Linked DNA regions of Homo sapiens: region 2 is linked to region 1. Evidence: chromatin contacts called from ENCODE Hi-C or POLR2A ChIA-PET data. All regions are on one chromosome and are shown on one strand. Each heading gives the region's core, a stretch centred on a gene start or an enhancer-like site at or near the end of the contact. The rest is flanking DNA. Distances are from core to core; before and after follow the strand shown.

The links. A loop is a pair of places that touch in the nucleus more often than their neighbours do. ChIA-PET counts read pairs that join two places held with the same protein, here RNA polymerase II (POLR2A). Pooled maps may share reads with other maps.
Region 2: a loop to region 1 is called in a map of naive thymus-derived CD4-positive, alpha-beta T cell, with 10 times the contacts of the local background. The contact joins the promoter of CEP112 here to the promoter of TANC2 in region 1. A Hi-C loop is called at or near these places in 1 of 168 maps with a recorded cell type or tissue (naive thymus-derived CD4-positive, alpha-beta T cell) and 4 of 50 pooled maps. POLR2A ChIA-PET finds 5 or more read pairs at or near these places in 1 of 52 experiments (A673).

What each region holds. Positions count from the first base shown.
Region 1 is chr17:62,964,744-62,967,683 of GRCh38, forward strand. It overlaps TANC2 (tetratricopeptide repeat, ankyrin repeat and coiled-coil containing 2), which reads left to right and starts at 1,492. Exons shown (of 28, transcript NM_001394998.1): 1 at 1,492-2,006. RefSeq lists a silencer at 1,379-1,568.
Region 2 is chr17:66,190,571-66,193,510 of GRCh38, forward strand. It overlaps CEP112 (centrosomal protein 112), which reads right to left and starts at 1,563. Exons shown (of 27, transcript NM_001199165.4): 1 at 1,427-1,563.

The sequences.
Region 1 (2,940 bases), core at 242-2,741:
TATACACCCGGGTAACCATTAAGATATTGAATATTTCCAGCAAACCAGAAGGCTCTCTCCTGTCCCCTCTCAATCAATTCCCCTGTAAGTAATCACTACCTTGCCTCTAATACCATAGGTAGATGGGTTTTCATTAGATTAATCTAACTTTCTGGAGTTAACACCAAAAGATTCCATATGTCAGCCCTTCACCTTGCCATGTTAGCTGTATTATTCAAAGCTGCTCTAGCTCTGACTTTGCAAGCATTCACTGTAAAGAAGAGCTGTTGGATGGACATGTTCATATCCAGTTTCTTGTATTGTTCTGAAATTAATACTAATTTTTGAAAATCGAAGAAACTCCTGGATGAAGTGCTACAGGATGGGGCAGATTAAAGTGCTGTTATCAAACAAACCTCTCTACCTTGGAAGCGCCACAGACAGAGCTTCCTTGATTGATGTAATTTGGCGCATCTATTTCCAATCATGTCATCTGATTAAGAAGTTGGATGACCACGAAAGGTCATCTCAGTTTATGGAAGGGAAGGCGAGCCGGGCAGAGTTGGTAACGGTGATTGCTTCGCATCATCTTGCAGCACGCGATGATGTTTATGTCCCAAATACCTCCCACAGCCGACTTGCTGTTTTATGATAGGAGGGAAACAGTAGAGGGGAAGAAGATCTAGGTGGAGGGTGAAATATGACCTAACATCGTTCGACGAGGTATTAATGTGGTGGCTTTCCCGCCCTTGTCGACCAGCTCTTAAAACCACGCTACTTCTTAGTCAACCTGGCAGTGACAGAAGCAGCGCCACGACTTTACCTCAGGTTTGCAAGCTGTGGTTGGTGAATTTTCAGCCATTATTCTAAATAACAGTCTCGGTCTCCCCACAAACCCCACTGTTGTTTTGTTTTTCTTTCTCATTCTGATTCTCCCCACAGCCAACCGTGGCCTTTTGAAGTCGTCTACAAACTACCACTGAGAATCCGGGAAAGAATAACTGACACTTGTAGGCTTCGAGGACTCTCAGAGTGATATGTGCCTGAGGTGACCGAAGTGGGGGAGATCTAGGAGAGCATTCCGGTCATCAAAGCAGGAGGACAGGCCCTGAAATGGGCGCACGTGACAGCAGCAGCCACCTCGAGAGTGACATCACCCCTGAGGGCGGAGCCCAACTATGTAGGGCCTTGTCAGTTACCGAGCGTCCTCCCTGCTGCCCCTCCAAATGCCACCCACAAGTCCGAGCCCCCCGGGGATACGAGAAATGCCAGGACATCCCAGAGCGCCAGAGCCAGGGCCCCGTCTCTCCGCGCGGAGGAGGGCTGCGTCCCCACTCCCTCTTCCAGCCGTTCCCCACCCCCAAACTGTGGAAGGGGCGGGGGCGCGCGCGCTCCACCACGCACGCGCCCCCACGCACGCGCGCTCCCTCCGCGCTCGCGCCCCTCCCCACCCCAGCCCGGAGGGGGCGGGGCTGCGGGCGGCCTCAGAGGGTGCGACGCCCCCAGCGCGGCGGCGGCGCTAGCGAGCGGCCGGCGGGGCGCGGGTTGCTGGGCGCGCTGCTCCGGCGGGGCCCGCTGGCACAGCCGCCTCGCGCGAGCCGCCCGCCCGGCGGGGGAAGCTGCGAGCGCTCCGAGCGCCCGGCCTAGGGCCGCTGGCGCTGCCCTCCCGCCGCCACCGCCCTCCGCGCCTCCTTCGGGCGGCCCCGCCCCCATTCCCATCCCCCTCGCGCTCACCTCCCGGCTGTGCCGCGCGCTAGGCGGAGCGAGGCGCCCGCCGCCGCCGAGCCGAGCCGAGGGGCGAGAGCTGGCCCCCGAGCCGCCGCTGACAGGAGCACCGCCGCGGGCTGCGCTCGCCGGCTGCGAGGCCCCGCCGCGCCGTTCCGGGGTGCAGACTCGCCGCGGGGCGTTGGAGGACTGCGAGGTGCTCCGGGAATCGCGGGCGGCGCCGGCGGGCGGCGCGGTCCTCACAGGAGACCCCGGGGACTGGGGCTTGACCCGGAGGTGCAGAGAGCCCCTCAGAGCGGCAGGTAAGGGGCCCGGGGAGCAGGGCGAGGAAAGGTCGCTTCAGTGACAGGGTCGTTCGCCTCCACAGCCTCGGCTCCGGGGAGAGGGGCGGGGGCGAGCGGGGAGACGGCGAAATGGGCAGCGAAGTGCCTCGGTGTCCAAGGCGTGGGGAAGGCTGGCTCCGAATATGACACCAAGGCGGGCTTCAGAGGCGTGTGGGGTCGCCACTTGGCTGTCACCGAAGATGTCATGGAATTTGGTACCTAGAGCGTCTCTGGATGACGGGGACCAAGGATAAGATGCGAGGCGGATTGCTAAACGTGGCAGGGAATGTGGTGCAGAACGAGTTGCAAAATGTGCCCCCAGAATGCAGCATAAAAGTAGTTGCGAAATGTGCCAGGTAAGGCACAGGATGGGCTGGCCTCTGTGGCGTTGAAATTCATGGTCGAAGTGTTATTAGCGATATTAATAATTCCTCTGGGAAAGGAGGTGTAGCATAATAAAAGATTAATAAGGCTCATTGCTAGATATTTTGCCATAGGAAATCGGGAGGAGCTATGATAAGCTATTTTTTTTGAGGTAGAGAAAGTAACCACGTGAAAGAAAAAAAGCAAATTGTGTCTGGCTGTGAGATTGGAAAGAAAAAATAGGGCTAAAATAATTCCAGGTTTTGCCATCAGCGTGTAGAGCATTGGTACAATTGTATCCAGTCTTCATTTCCAGGTGTGGAATGTTTAGAATGGTCTTCACAAAACATAAACAATGATAATTAACATTAGGAAGAAGATTTGGTGTTTCGGGTGTCTTTCACTCTCTTCTCTGCTCCTCTCCAGGAAAAGAAACAAACAAAACCCCAAACGTCTTGACCATAATTATGAGTTAAAGATCATTAGGCAAAGGGAAGTATTTTTCGTATGTGCCCTTTTCCTGATTTTTACACAGGTGAAAATATCTGTA
Region 2 (2,940 bases), core at 313-2,812, 3.2 Mb after region 1:
CACCACTGCACTCCAGCCTGGGCCACAGAGCAAGACTGTCTCAAAAAAATAAATAATTCCAAAGGTAAAAAAGAAGTAAATTGGGTGACTCTTGCTTATAGCTACAATCTATATTTGGATCATGTCTTTTATTAAACTCACCCATGCTGCCTTTTTTTAAACTTCTTTTTGGACAGCTACAAAATGGGCTTACCTACCCTACAGTCAGCAAACATAACCAAACCACAAGTATTAAAAGGTCTGGGAAAAAAAGGAGTCACAACTGCCAAGCAAAGAATACACTTCATTCATATCACACTCCTTGCCAAACAAAACAAACGTTCTTGGAAGTTGTGTAAAACCCATTTTGTTCAATCAAATCATATTTTAAATATATTGTGGGTCATTAAAGAAAACTGGAAACGTCGACAAATTAAAAAGGATTAGAGGTGCACGTTTTCTCTGGCTTACACGTGTGGATGTTTTGACAAGAGCCTTCCCTGACTCTACCCGTAGCTCAGTGTGTGCTTTAGAAACAAATCTCAGTTTATTCTCTGGCCCGGCCCTACCATTTCCGCACCATTTCCATGGTCATTTCACAGAGGAAGAAGGAAGCTGAGGCTTAAGTGAGGTGAAGTCACTGACCTAGGTTCTTAGTGGACAGTGACAGCTGGGCCTGAACACTGCACAAATTATTAATACCATGCATTCCACTAAGCTGCAGCCTGACCACTGTGGAGAGGCTCATGGAATTTAATGTGCCTTTTCTATCTTATTTTGACTCATCTTAAAATATTAAAAACAAATAAAAGTAGCCGTGCAATGATCAGAAAAGCTGTTCACATTTACTTATGTCGTTCTCTTGAACACTTAAAAATAATTAACTCAGAAACACAGGGTAGCATCCTACATGCGGCGGTGCTGGGCTTGGGCCTCTCCAAGCGGCCTATGACTTTCTGCAAACCAACCAGCGCCCTGGTTCTGTCCCCGCAAATCCAGCTGATTGTTCTGAGACTCTTTTCTGGGACGGAATTGAAAACTCCAGCGGTGCCGTTCCTGGCAGTCCCTTCCTCGGCCCGCCGAGGCCCAGGCCCAGGCCGCGCTCCTACCTTGTCCAGGACACAGATTTCCTCTCCCAGTCGCAAACCCTTGGGTCAGACTCTTGGACCACGTCAGACCGATCAAACCGGCTGATCAAACTTTACTTAGAACTTTCCCAAGTCGTCCCGGCCTGGATCGCGCTCTGCCTGCCGGGGACACCACAGCGGGCAGCGCCGGGACCCCAGGGGCGCGCGCCCCCCAGGCCCGGAGAACGGGCCCAGGGCCTGAGGGCGACGCCCCTTCCCGAACGGGCCCGCAAGGGCGGGGCGGCAGCCACCGGCGCAAAATTCCACTCAAGAACCTGGTGGGAGGGGCGGGGGAAGGAAATTCAGAAAAAAACGAGAACCTGGCACCACCACACGCAAGCTTTCCGCTCGGCCGCTGCCGCCAACGCCGCCGCCACCGCCGCCCCTGCCAAACGGTTTCAAATCCTTGCGGGCCGCTGGGTCGCCGCCGCCCAGCAGCCCGGGGGCGGGGACTTTCGCGCTCGCATTTCCCCGCCCCCTACTCCACCCCTCTAGCCTGCGGTGCGGTTGCCATGGCGACGTTCCCGGCGGCGGCGACCACCGGCGCCCCAGGCTGGGGGCGGAGACTTCCGCGCGGGCATTTCTCCACCCACAGGTGGCGGCGTGCGCGCGGCCCCGTTGCCATGGCGACGCTCCTGCTGGCCCAGCAACCGCCAGACTCGCACCCCAGCTTGTGGGCCCCTTGGCGGGTCCCCAGTCGAAGCTTCCGGGATAACCCGACCACAGTTTGAATGCTGCTGCCCTCCCGCATCCCGCGCAGAGTCGCTTATGATCACCTTAGGGGCCGTGGCGAAAAAATAAGGGCACAGAAAATGGGGCGGCTGGAGGATGTTCACAAAAGGGGTGATCCGTTATGTGGACAGACATCAGAGTTGAATGGGTCTCAAGTGAAAATTTCCTCACTCTCTGATATATCAAAACCCAAGTCAAATTCTTCAAAAGGTTCTTTTTAAAACCTATCTCACTGGAAGTAAACACCAACAGCTAGCTCTTCCTTGTCTCAAAGACAAATCATGCTAAGGAAAATAAAGGGTACAGAATGCTTTTAAGAATGTTTAGTTTTCAAAAGCATACTTGAACATGTTTATAACTAGGGAATGATATATAATCCAGATAATTAGTACTGAGAATCAAGGATGCAAAATCAAGCATGCAATTGCAGGAATTTAACCAGTCAGTTAATACATTCAAGATAGATAAACTGGCCGGGCGGGGTGGCTCACGTCTGTAATCCCAGTACTTTGGGAGGCCAAGGTGGGCGGATCAGGAGGTCAGGAGATCGAGACCATCCGGGCTAACACGGTGAAACCCTGTCTCTCCTAAAAATACAAAAAATTAGCCAGGCGTGGTGGCACACGGCTGTAATCCCAGTTACTCGGGAGGCTGAGGCAGGAGAATTGCTTGAACCCGGGAAGCAAAGGTTGCAGTGAGCCGAGATTGCGCTACTGCACTCTAGCCTGGGCGACAGAGCGAGACTCAAAAAAAAAAAAAAAGATAAACTACCCTACTCCAGCCTCAGGAGGAGGAGGACATTGGTCAAAGGAAACAAAATTTAAGTTAGATTGGAGGAATAAGTCTAAGCGATCTATTTTACAACGTGGTGACCATAGTAAATGATAATGTATTGTGTTCTTGAAAATTGCTAAAAGAGTACATCTTAAGTGTTCTCATCACAAAATTAATAAGTATGTGAAGCAACGCTTATGTTAATTAGCTTGACTTAGTCATTTCACAATGTTGTGCATAATAAATATATGCAATTTTTAGAATCATAAACTGCATTGCTGAAAGAATATGAAATGAATTTGACAAATGGTGTCTAAATAAACATGAA